Regions from separate parts of the Homo sapiens genome. Here region 1 is linked to region 2. Evidence: chromatin contacts called from ENCODE Hi-C or POLR2A ChIA-PET data. All regions are on one chromosome and are shown on one strand. The core of a region is the stretch at or near the end of the contact, and the rest is flanking DNA. Distances in the headings are between cores, read along the strand shown. Region 1 holds the start of CFAP96 (cilia and flagella associated protein 96). Region 2 has its middle 28 kb from the start of TLR3.

The links. Hi-C counts contacts between places; a loop is a spot of excess contacts on that map. ChIA-PET counts read pairs that join two places held with the same protein, here RNA polymerase II (POLR2A). Pooled maps may share reads with other maps.
Region 1: a map of endothelial cell of umbilical vein shows a loop between it and region 2 (19-fold over the local background). The contact joins the promoter of CFAP96 here to the enhancer-like site in region 2. A Hi-C loop is called at or near these places in 4 of 168 maps with a recorded cell type or tissue (chondrocyte, endothelial cell of umbilical vein, posterior cingulate gyrus and 1 more), 1 of 37 single-sample maps with no recorded cell type and 14 of 50 pooled maps. POLR2A ChIA-PET finds 5 or more read pairs at or near these places in 2 of 52 experiments (A673 and Panc1).

The regions. Positions count from the first base shown.
Region 1 is chr4:185,423,267-185,429,038 of GRCh38, forward strand. It overlaps CFAP96 (cilia and flagella associated protein 96), which reads left to right and starts at 2,988. Exons shown (of 8, transcript NM_001114357.3): 1 at 2,988-3,130. It overlaps UFSP2 (UFM1 specific peptidase 2), which reads right to left and starts at 2,698. Exons shown (of 12, transcript NM_018359.5): 1 at 2,600-2,698. The coding sequence starts at 2,602. RefSeq lists enhancers at 2,462-2,571, 2,642-3,001.
Region 2 is chr4:186,037,640-186,043,781 of GRCh38, forward strand. No RefSeq gene overlaps it. Among named protein-coding and RNA genes, the nearest start is that of TLR3, 28 kb to the right of the region's middle. Within about 2 kb of position 2,145, at least 5 of the 41 ENCODE cell types and tissues checked have a DNase peak (open chromatin) inside an H3K27ac peak, as active enhancers do.

The sequences.
Region 1 (5,772 bases), core at 1,738-4,237, 610 kb before region 2:
GTTTAACAATGACAATAAAACATCAACAGTAAAGAACTAGTTTAAGAATGTGACAAGGCACTGAACCTAATATAATACCAGGGAGTCAAGACAATGAGAGGAAACTCATACTGAGGGTGGGATATCAACTGGTGGAATCCTTCAGAGAATATGGCAGTAAGAATCAAAGGTTTATATTCATAGGCTTGATCTAGTGATATGCATTTAGAATCTCAGACTTAGTCTAAGAAAAATCTGAAAAACACACAAAGATTCGGGTACATGGATATTAACCTAACTGCCAACAATAGATTGGTTAAAAAAAATAGGAATATCATATAGCCATAAAAAAATCATGTTTTTGCTGAAAATTAAAAGGCACAGGACAATGCTTACAACTTATAAAGGGAAAAGAGCACTTGCAAAATGGAACTAATCAGTTCTTTACTTGGATCCATATACTGTTTCAGGTAGTTGATGATATATCACAAATGACATGTATCATTGTTTGTGTACACATATATACACACACAGATACACATATTCATACATATATACATACATATATACACACACACACACACGAGAGAAAGAGACAGGAAGGGAGAAAGAGAGCGGGAGATTTCTTTTGGGAAGAGGTTTCAAAAATTTCATGAGACTCTCAAAACATATCTCTCAAACAGGCTGAAGAACCATAGTACACACTAAGACCCCTATTTTGAAATAAATGAATAAGTACTAACATTTACTGAGCTCTTCAAATGTAAAACACAGGCAGGGTGCAGTGGCTCACGCCTGTAATCCCAACACTTTGGGAGGCAGAGGCAGGAGGATCACTTTGAGCCCAGGAGTTAGAGACCAGACTGGGCAACATAGGAAGACCCCCATCTCTACCAAAAAAAAAAAAAAAAATTAGCTGAGTGTGGTGGTCTGCACCTGTAGTCCAGCTACTCGGGAGGTTAAGGTGGGAGGACTGCTTGGGCCGGGGAGGTCAATGCTACAGTGAGCCATGATCACACCACTGCACTCCAGCCTAAGCAACAGAGCAAGATCTTGTCTCCAAAAAACAAAATAAAATAAAACAAAAACATGTAAAAGGCACTATGCTAAACATACATACTTACTCCAATCCTCAGAACAGTATTAAATAGGTACCAATACAGTTTTTCTCATTTTACAAATCCTTTGTCACATTTCTATAAGGGTCACTGTTTTTATTTATTCTAAAATTGTAATCTTTTGAAAGATCATATACCCTTTGTCCCAATTCTACTTCTGAGAATTTATTCTAAGGAAACAATCAAGAAAGTTCAGGACAAATTTAGCTTCATGTTGTCCATTTATTCTACCGTTGTTCATCACAGAAAAATAAATGGAAACCACTTAAATAGCTATTAATAAGAAATCAGTTAAATAAAGAATACTACCAAACAAACTAGTATGTACCCATTTAAATAAAAAATATTTAAAGATACTGAAGATAAAAGTTAGACAGGAAAGAACAAATTTTAACTCTGCTACTTACTGTACAATTTTACACAATTTAACTTATCACTTAAGTCTGTTTCTCTTCTGTAAAACTGGAAAAATACACAACTTCCCAGGGTTGTTATGAAGATTCCACAAGACATCATTCATAAAAGCACTAGTCTTCCTAGACTTCCGAATTAGCTGAGATACTCTCTGAAGAAATAATACTGAGGCTGAGATCTGAAGGGTGAGTGAAGGTGCAATAGCCCATTCCAGGCAGGGCCATCGATGAGTGAAGATCTGCTTAAAAGACCACTTAGGTGACTACCCCAGATGGATAGATCTCAAGGCCAAGGATGGTAAGAGTGGCGACAGTGACAACAGACAGACATTTAGAAGTAGCATCTATAGGACTTGATTATTGACTGCATGTCGGGGAGTTGAGAAGAGGGAGATGTCAAGGATGATTTCCAGGTTTTGGGCAGGCACAACAGGATGTATGGTGGTGCCATCTACAGAGTTGGGGGTTCCTGGAGGAAGAGCAGGTGTGGGCTGTGGGGAAGTGGAAATGCTCAGTTTGGAACTTGCTGAGCTTGAAATACATATGAGCTATCCAAGTGGAGGCACGGTTAGCAGATTTGTGGGTCTGGAGCTCAGAAGAAAGGTCTAACTTAGAGATAAAATTTTAGGAGAACGCATAGGGTGTAAAGCGTCCCTGAAGAGCACCACCATTTAGGATAGGGATTGGAGAACCTTGCTGAGCAATGAGACAGGAGAGAAACCAGGGGAGGGAAATACCACGGGAACTAGGGGAATATAATATCCGAAGAAAGTTGCGCCTGTCCCAGGTTAAGCCCTTCTTGCAAGGCTTCAAAAACGCCGAAGTCTCTCAAAATACTTTCACACAGAGAAGTAGCAGGGGGTGCGTGTCCAAGGTGGCCGAGGCGGGGTGCACACTTGTGTAGGGCACTTTCCCCCCGGCCCAGCGCGGAGACAGGCGAACTGGAGAGCCGCCCTGCCCACGCAGCTCGCAGCTGCCATCTTGGACCCCGGCAGGACCAGCTCCTTTCAGGCGCTGTGAAGCCCGCTCGTGGCGGCTGCCAAAGTCCGGGGAAAAACACAGGGGTCGGTGACGAGCAGAGATACTCACCATGTCCGCGACGTGGCGGTGACACGGGCGCTGACGCCTGCCCAAAAGTTCCGGGGGCCGGCCCTGAAGTGGTGTCACCGCACGGCCCAGGGGCGGGGCCCGGGCGGACCAACTACAACTCCCGACATGCTCGGCGGCATGACGTCACGGAGCGTACCACACCGCAGTCCCTCGCGGACGGCGAGGCGGGGCGGGTAGCCGAAGACTTATGTTTGGTAAATTCTATTAGTTAAGTCTTTTCTGTCCTACAGAAGCTCACACATCCTTCTGTGTGTTCTTCGATGCGGATTCGAATCTCCTCGTATCCTCCCACAGCGTGCTTGGAATGGATTCTCCCGTACCCGGGGCAACACATCACACAATAAACGCCAGCTGTGGTGGAACGTGCAGAGGCGCTGCGCAGCCCAGGCGTGTCGCGCGCTTGGGAACCCTCGCCGCTCCCGCAGCGCAGTTAACGTGGACAAGCTGGGGCAACCTGGACGAGCTGGGGCAACCTGATCTCGGCTGTCGGAGTGGGTGTCCTCAAGAAAGGTGACTTGGTCCTCGCGGACGCCAGGTGTTGCCCCTTAGATACCTGCCACCTCCCAGCCTCCGTTTCCTCTCTGGGAAACAGACTCCTCATCACCTCCTCCAGTTTTCTGCCCCTTCTTCACCTCTCCTGACGCTCCATCCGTACCTTTTGCAAGGGAACGTGCCATAATTCGGCTATGCTCTATTTTCTTGTCTAATAGATTGTAAGCTCCTTGCGGGCAGCATCTATGCCTTCTTAAATCTGTTTCTAGTTTCTACCAGCAAGCTTGCCCCGAAGGGGATTGCAGAATATCTGTTAAATAAGTGAATGAATAATTTTGTAAATGTTGCTCAATAAGAGTTAAGTAGTGGCGGGCCGGGCGCGGTGGCTGACGCCTGTAATCCCAGCACTTTGGGAGGCCAAGGCAGACGCATCACCTGCGCTCACGAGTTCGAGGCCAGCCTGGGCAAAATGGTGAAACCCCTGTCTCTACTAAAAATACCAAAAAAAAAAAAAAAAAAAAAAAAAAAAAAAAAAAATAGCCGGGCATGGTGGCGGGTGCTTGTAGTCCCAGCTACTCGGGAGGCTGAGACAGGAGAATCGCTTGAACCCGGGAGGCGGAGGCTGCAGAGAGCCAAGACAGCTCCACTGCACTCCTAGCCTGGGCAACAGAGAGAGACTCCGTCTCAAAAAAAAAAAAAAATTAATAAGAAAAAAGTTAAGTGATGGGAAAGTTCTAGGCAAGAATTTCTTCCCTCCCTCCTCCCTGGCTCGCTTGTGTGCCGGGAGCTGCGCAGATGCGGGGATACCGTGAGAGGGAGGAACCTGTCTCAGCTCCTGCCCTTGTGCCGTGGAGCTTTGAAATATAAGGTAAATGAAAGTACTAAATCTTGACTGAAGTTTGGTTTTAAAGCATCTCTGATTAATGGAAGAGGTAGGATGTGGGGAAGGGCGTTGTATTTAGTTATGTTTCAGTTTAAAATGAATCTTCACTTGCCCCTTTGGTGTTACGTATTAGCAATGATTCATGCTCAGGTGAGCCAGTTTCAGGCAGGCTTGCAGAGAGGCACTCAAACAGCTTGCTTTAAATTTAAGGTAAAAGGCCGGGCGCGGTGGCTCACGCCTGAAATCCCAGCACTTTAGGAGGCCGAGGCAGGTGAATCACTTGAGGTCAGGAGTTTGAGACCAGCCTGACCAACATGGTGAAACCCCGTTTCTACTAAAAATACAAAAATCAGCCGGGCGTGGTGGCAGGTGCCCGTAGTCCCAGCTACCTGGGAGGCTGCGGCAGGAGAATTCCTTGAACCCAGGAGGCGGAGGTTGCAGTGAGCTGAGATAGCGCCTCTGCATTCCAGCCTGGGCGACAGAGCGAGACTCCATCTTAATAAGCAAAGAAATAAATAAATTTAAGGTAAAAGGTTCTTACCAGCCGGGCGCGGTGGCCCACTCCTGTAATCCCAGCACTTTGGGAAGCCGAGGCAGGTGGATCACCTGAGGTCAGGAGTTCAAGACCAGCCTGGCCAACATGGTGAAACCCCGTCTCTACTAAAAAATACAAAGTTAGCTGGGCGTGGTGGCAGACGCCTGTAATCCCAGCTACTTGGGAGGCTGAGGCAGAAGAATCGCTTGAACCTGGGAAGCGGAGGTTGCAGTGAGCCGAGATCGCGCTATTGCACTCCATCCTGGGCTACAAGAGCGAAACTCTGTCTCAAAAAAAAAAAAAAAATGGTTCTTACTTTGGATTACAAACTGTGAGGACTAACCCAATGTTTGTTTTCTTCACTTATGTATGCCCAGTGCTTAGCTCATAATTGGTGCTTTAAAAACTTTAGAATGGGATAGAGGTAAGTATTCTTAGCTCCTTGGGCCTCTTCCTTTTTAAAAATAACATGTCTACTATTAGAAATTAATTTCTGGCCGGGCGCGGTGGCTCATGCCTGTAATCCCAGCGCTTTGGGAGGCCGAGGTGGGTGGATCACTTGAGGCCAGGAGTTCGAGACCAGCCTGGCCAACATAGTTAAACCCTGTCTCTACTAAAAATACAAAAACAGCTGGGCATGGTGGCGCGTGTCTGTAATCCAGCTACTCAGGTGGCTGAGGCAGGAGAATCGCTTGAACCTGGGAGGCGGAGGTTATAGTGAGCCAAGAACATGCCACTGCACTCCAGCCTGGGACTGTCTAAAAAAAAAAAAAACAACAACAACAACAAAAAAAAAAGAGACTCTGTCTTAAAACAATTAATTTCTAAATAAAGAGTTGCATGTTTAATATTTCACCTTTGTTTGAAGTGGTCATTTCCAAAGAAAGCTCAGAGTTGAAGTATACCTGTTAACAAATACTCAGAATTCATTGTAGAATTTTTGTTTTTGTTCTCGTTTTTATCTTGCCTAAATAATTGTTCTCTTCCCCATTCCCTTTATAATTTTGCCAGTGACACACTTATTATGTTTATTTAAACTTGAAAAAAACCTCAAGAGTTGTAGGGTAATACCTCAATGTGTTGTACATCCTGAAAAGCTGTTATATTTTCAACATAAGGGACAATGCAGGATGCTGAAATCATTGTATTTAAACTGTAAAAATGTCTGCCTTATATAATTATGATTTTAAAATCTACCCTGAACTTCTCAAAAGAAGGATTTGTTTATAATACACCGTACAG
Region 2 (6,142 bases), core at 895-3,394:
ACTCCTTTTCCCTAATTAGGACCCCAAAAAGAACAAAGGGATAAGCTGGTTCAAAGAATTATAAGCTCTTTAGACTGGGAAAGTGATTCTGGAGATAACCTCACTCAATTTGTTGATTGCACACACTAGGGAGCTGATGCACAGGTGTGCCCCTCTAGGCAGGATGTAGATAGGAGAGATGGAGCTGTTAGGAGAGGGAGCAATACTGCAGGGCAGGCGGGAATCACAGATGGAAGCAGCACCTGGAATCCAGACCTGTGGGCACTCTGCTGAGCTTCCCAGCCAGGGGATGGGAAGGACCAGGGCAGAGAGGGCCACAAGCCCAGTAAGGCCTTCTATAACCTGGAAGATAGGCAGCCCAAAAGTCGATGGAAGGCACACACCAATGCCATTCCCTAGTGTTTCCACAGGTGAAGGAAAATCGACTCTGTGGATCCTTTACCTACACTGTTTCGGCAGCAGGAAAAGCCCTGACTTTTCTACTCCTCCAAGAGAGCCCAAATCTCAAGGCATGCTAAAGGAACAAGCGAGGAAAATGAGAGGACAGCGAGGAGGAAGGGAAGGAGCAAAGGGAACACTCAAGTGTCTAATTCTTTGCATCTGTAATTAGCTTATTTAATCACCTAATTATGAAATGAAATTGTGCTTTGCCAGTAATTTCGAATTTCGGGACTTAAATGGGAAAAGGTGATATCTTTGCGCCATCTAGTGTTGTGTCTTGAAATGACACACTTCTTGACGTCTCAGCCCAGAGGAGCTGCAGGCAGCCTTACATAACCAGAAATAGCAAGATTAGCCTCTCCTGTTACATAACCGTGAGAAGTGTTTCAAAGCAGAAGATTATGCATTCCTAGCACCAAATGAATCTTCTCGATAGTTAGTAAGATAATCCCTAAATCTAGGGCAAGGCAGCAATTATGATCCTATTATCATCTGGAAGTTCAGGTATAGAAGAGAACTCTAGCAGGGTGCAGTGGCTCATACCTGTGATCCCAGACCTTTGAAAGGCTGAGATGGGAGGATCCCTTGAGCCCAGGAATTCAAGACCACCCTATGCATAGTAAGACCCTATCTCTATAAAAATAAAAAATAAAAATAATTAGCCAGGCATGGTTGTGCATCCCATCTACTCAGGGAGACTGAGCCAGGAGCATCGTTTGAGCCCAGGAGGTCAAGGCTGCAGCGAGCCATGCTCACGCCATTGCACTCCAGGCTGGGCAACAGAGCAAGACCCTATTTCAAAAATAAAAACAAAAAACTTTACTCTTAGTACAATGAGAACTAACATGGCTGAGAATGTAACCTTCTAGAGGTTAACTTTAACAGCAACATGAGATCATTGACAATTACATTATGGACTTAGAAGCTGATGTACAACTAGAGGAAGGAAGGAAAGGAGAGAGAGAAGGAAGGATATTAAATCATGGAATTATATCTGGTGAAAATAAATGAATCATTAAGTAAAATACACTGTCATAGGGCTATTTGATTATAAGAAGCATATTGATCAAATGTATTAAATAGGAAAGTAAAATTATCACTGAAAGTTACTAATTATAACGATCACTCTGTATTTACTATATGCTAGAAGTAGACGCACATTATTCCATTTAATCCTCACAATAGTCCCCTAAGGTAGACACGACCATTATTCAGATATGAAACCTGGGGCTTAAGGAGCTGAATAACCTTGCTCAAGGTCACAGATAGTCACCAAGAGGCAGAACTATGGTGTGAAGCTCGATCTTTCTGATTACAAAACGCTGCTTTTCATTGCTGTGTAATGCTGCCTCTTTCTGTCAGAAATGCTTTAAATTCTTGACCAACTGTAAACCTAAAAGCTGCAGGCCCTCTTTTGGTTTGTAACCTTGAATCTATTTCCTGACATTTTCATTAGAAGAGCGTGATCTATCCAGAGGTAACCATTTAATGCTGCAAAAAGTACAACCTGGCTGAAATGGTCATTTAAAACTCGGAACACACTGGAATCCTGAGGCAAAGGAAGAAAAGTGTGACTTCATGCAGCATTTCCAGATTCCAGGACGCAGAGACCTCCATCTAAGGACCAAGCACCGCTGGCACACGGACCGCGTGAGAAGCAGGTCCCTGCCGATGAGTCTTTCCTGCAGAAACCTCGGCTCCCTGACTTGGTTAAGCAGCAGCCGAACCGCAGCCTCAGCACCAACGTGAGAGGTGCCGAGCCCTCTCCTTCCTTAGCTACTGAGCTGGTTCTTAAGAAGCTTGTTCCTGCTAGTACCTGTCAAGAGCTTCCCAAAACATAAACCAGACGTTGGGGAAAATGTTCTCTCTAGTTGTATTTGGCTTTTCCACAAGCACTCTTTAAACTCAAGCGGCTGAAGTGCTCCCGGCTGAGGAGGATGCTGTTCTGTGCAAACGCCGAGCCATTGATCATGTTCCGGGTTGTCCAACTCTTCAGTTTGAGACAAAAACAAACACGCTTTTACACTAAATAGGCATGAAGGAGGTGGCCAGTGTGGCATTTTTCAGCTCTCCAAAGTATCCCAGGATAGTTTGATTTAGGGCTAACGTGTGTTTTATTGCCACAGTAGTTAAGCTTGCTACCAGAACTCTAATGCAGGGAAATGTTAATTATGTTAATCTACTTCTTTTGGAATTTATAGCTGAATTTATTATGAATTTACTAATAAATTAGTAAATTCAAGTCAGCACAAAAACAAAAGTTTATGTCCTTAATACTCCAGAGCTTATATGGGGGAAGTTGGGGGATGTCGGTGGATATAATTTGCACGTCCAAAAGCTGAAAGTGCAACAGGAGAGGCAGTGCAGTGGCCAGCTTCCCGGGAGCGTTCTTATTGGCATACTGGTGTTTCACTGCACCAGCTGAAGTCAAGAAGGTTTCGGTTTTTATGTTTGTTTGTTTGTTTGTTTGAGACGAAGTCTCGCTCTGTCTCCAGGCTGGAGTGCTGTGGCGCAATCTCGTCTCACTGCAACCTCTGCCTCCCGGATTCAAGCGATTTTCCTGCTTCAGCCTCCTGAGTAGCTGGGACTACAGGTGCCCACCACCACGCCAAGCTAATTTTTGTATTTTTAGTAGAGACGGGGTTTCACCATGTTGGCCAGGATGATCTTGAACTCCTGACCTCGTGATCCACCCGCCTCAGTCTCCCAAAGTGCTGGGATTACAAGCGTGAGCCACCACACTCAGCCTAATTTTTGTATTTTTTTTAGTAGAGACGGGGTTTCACCATGTTGCCCAGGATGGTCTCAATCTCTTAACCTCATGATCTGCCCACCTCGGCCTCCCAAAGTGCTGGGATTACAGGTGTGAGCCACCGCGCCTGGCCCAAGATGGCTTCTTGAAGTGCCCCTGACAGGGTGGCTGTGCGAGAGTCCAGAGACACCGAGTCCCTCTCAGGGCAGAGCACAAGCTGCAGACACCACGTAAGCCAGCCAGAGAGAAAAAAGAGAAGTAACCCAATTTTTAAAAGGAGGAAAGTATTTGAAGATATTTCACAAAGAAAGACATACCAATGATCACATGGAAACATGTTCAATATTAGTCATCAAGGAAATGTACATTAAATCACAATCGACCAGAATGGCTAAACTCTAAAGACCGACAATAACAAGTATGGGCAAAGATGTAGAGTGATTGGAAGGCGCCTACATTTTTGACGGGAGTAAGAAAGGGCATGATTACTTAGCAAAAGGCCTGGCATTCTCTTATACAACTAAAGACGTTCCTACCAGCAATTCCAGTCCTAGGTGTTTACCTAAGAAAATGAAAACCTTTGTTACAAAAAGACTTTCCCAGGAATGTTCACAACAACAACTTTCCTTATAATACACGAAACCTAGAAATAAGACAGGTGATCACTGACAGGAGAGTGGATAACTATAGAATTATACAGGGGAATACTACACAGCAATAGAAAGAAATAAACTGCTGATACAAACGGTAGCATGAACGACTCTCAAAAACATTATGCTGAGTGGAGCCAGGCGCGGTGGCTCACACCTGCAATCCCAGAACTTTGGGAGGCCAAGGTGGGTAGATCGCCTGAGGTCAGGAGTTTGAGACCAGCTTGGCCAGCATGGTGAAACCCCGTCTCTACTGAAAATATAAAAGTTAGCTGGGTGTGGTGGCAGGTGCCTATAATCCCAGCTACTTGGGAGGCTGAGGCAGGAGAATTGCTTGAACCCAGGAGGCAGAGGTTGCAGTGAGCTGAGATCACACCACTGCACTCCAGCCTGGGTGACAGGGGGAGACTCTGTCTAAGAAAAAACAAACAAACAAACAAACAAATACCATTATACTGAGTGAAAGAAGCCACGTAATATATTATTCTATCTATTGGAAATTCCAGAAATAGGCAAAAACTTACCTGTGGTAAAAAAGATATCAGAACAGCAGATGCTTCTGGGAGAAGGTGTCTGGGGAATACTGGCAGGGAATGAGCTAGAGAACTTCCTGGACCAAAGCAATAACGTTTCTATCTCTTCTTTTTTTTTTTTTTTTTGGAGACAGGGTCTCACTCTGTTGTCCATGCTGGAATGCAGTGGTGTGGTCACAGTTCACTGCAGCCTCAACCTCCTGGGTCAAGTGATCCTTCTGCCTCAGTCTCCCAAGTAGCTAGGACCACAAGCATGCACAACCACACCCAGCTAATTTTTGCATTTTTTTGTAGAGACAGGGTTTTGCCATGTTGCCCAGGCTGCGTTCTATATTTTAATGATGTGTTCATTTATCCACATTGATCAAGTGAAAACTTAAGATTTATGCATTTTCATTGCATGTAAATATTATCTAAAAAACACTTTAAACAAATATCCAACTCTACTTAACGATGTGCCTTGGGAAGACTAGGAGTGAAGTATATAGATGTCTGAAATTTACTTTCAAATGCATCAAACAACAAGACGGATTAAGAGAGGGATGGATAGATGGATGATTATGTGGTAAAGCAAATACAGTAAAACGTTAATTGTGCACTTAATCTTAGCCAAACGGCCGAGAAGCGATAAACGTTAATTGTGGAAGCTAAGGAATGGTATGTGGGTGTTCCCTGTACAATTTTTTCAGCTCTTCTATATGGTTGAACTGTTGGAAAATGGTGAATATAAAGAATCTCAGTGAATGTTCTGAAAGAAAGTCAATTTCTTTGTAATTGGATATGTAACTTAGAATGTCATTAATAGAATTTGAAGGACCAAACTCGAAGTTTAAAATAGAGGTGAGATTTTTAAAAAGGAATCGTGAAGTTTATCACCTCATTTATTCTGAGAAGCAGTTTATTATTTCAAGGTTTCACTGACAACCATAAACACTTGCGCAGATCCATGATGGTACCTCCCAGCTGTGAAATACACATATATGAACACACACATACACACAGAATTGATACCATGATGGTACCTCCCACCTGTGAAATATACATATATGAACATACACATGCACACAGAATTCGTACCATGATGGTACCTCCCAGCTGTGAAATACACATATATGAACATACACATGCACACAGAATTCATACCATGACGGTACCCCCCACCTGTGAAATACACATATATGAACATACACATGCACACAGAATTCGTACCATGATGGTACCGCCCACCTGTGAAATACACATATATGAAAATACACATGCACACAGAATTCGTACCATGATGGTACCGCCCACCTGTGAAATACACATATATGAACATACACATGCACACAGAATTCGTACCATGATGGTACCGCCCACCTGTGAAATACACATACATGAACATACACATGCACACAGAATTCGTACCATGATGGTACCTCCCACCTGTGAAATATACATATATGAACATACACATGCACACAGAATTCGTACCATGATGGTACCTCCCACCTGTGAAATACACATATATGAACATACACATGCACACAGAATTCATACCATGATGGTTCCGCCCACCTGTGAAATACACATATATGAACGTACACATGCACACAGAATTCATACCATGATGGTTCCGCCCACCTGTGAAATACACATATATGAACGTACACATGCACACAGAATTCATACTAACATTGCCAAAGTCCAGAACAACATATTTTAATAACTCTTCCGTGTACATCTGCATCTTCTTTCTTCCACAAGATGCTGATTTTCAAGGATGC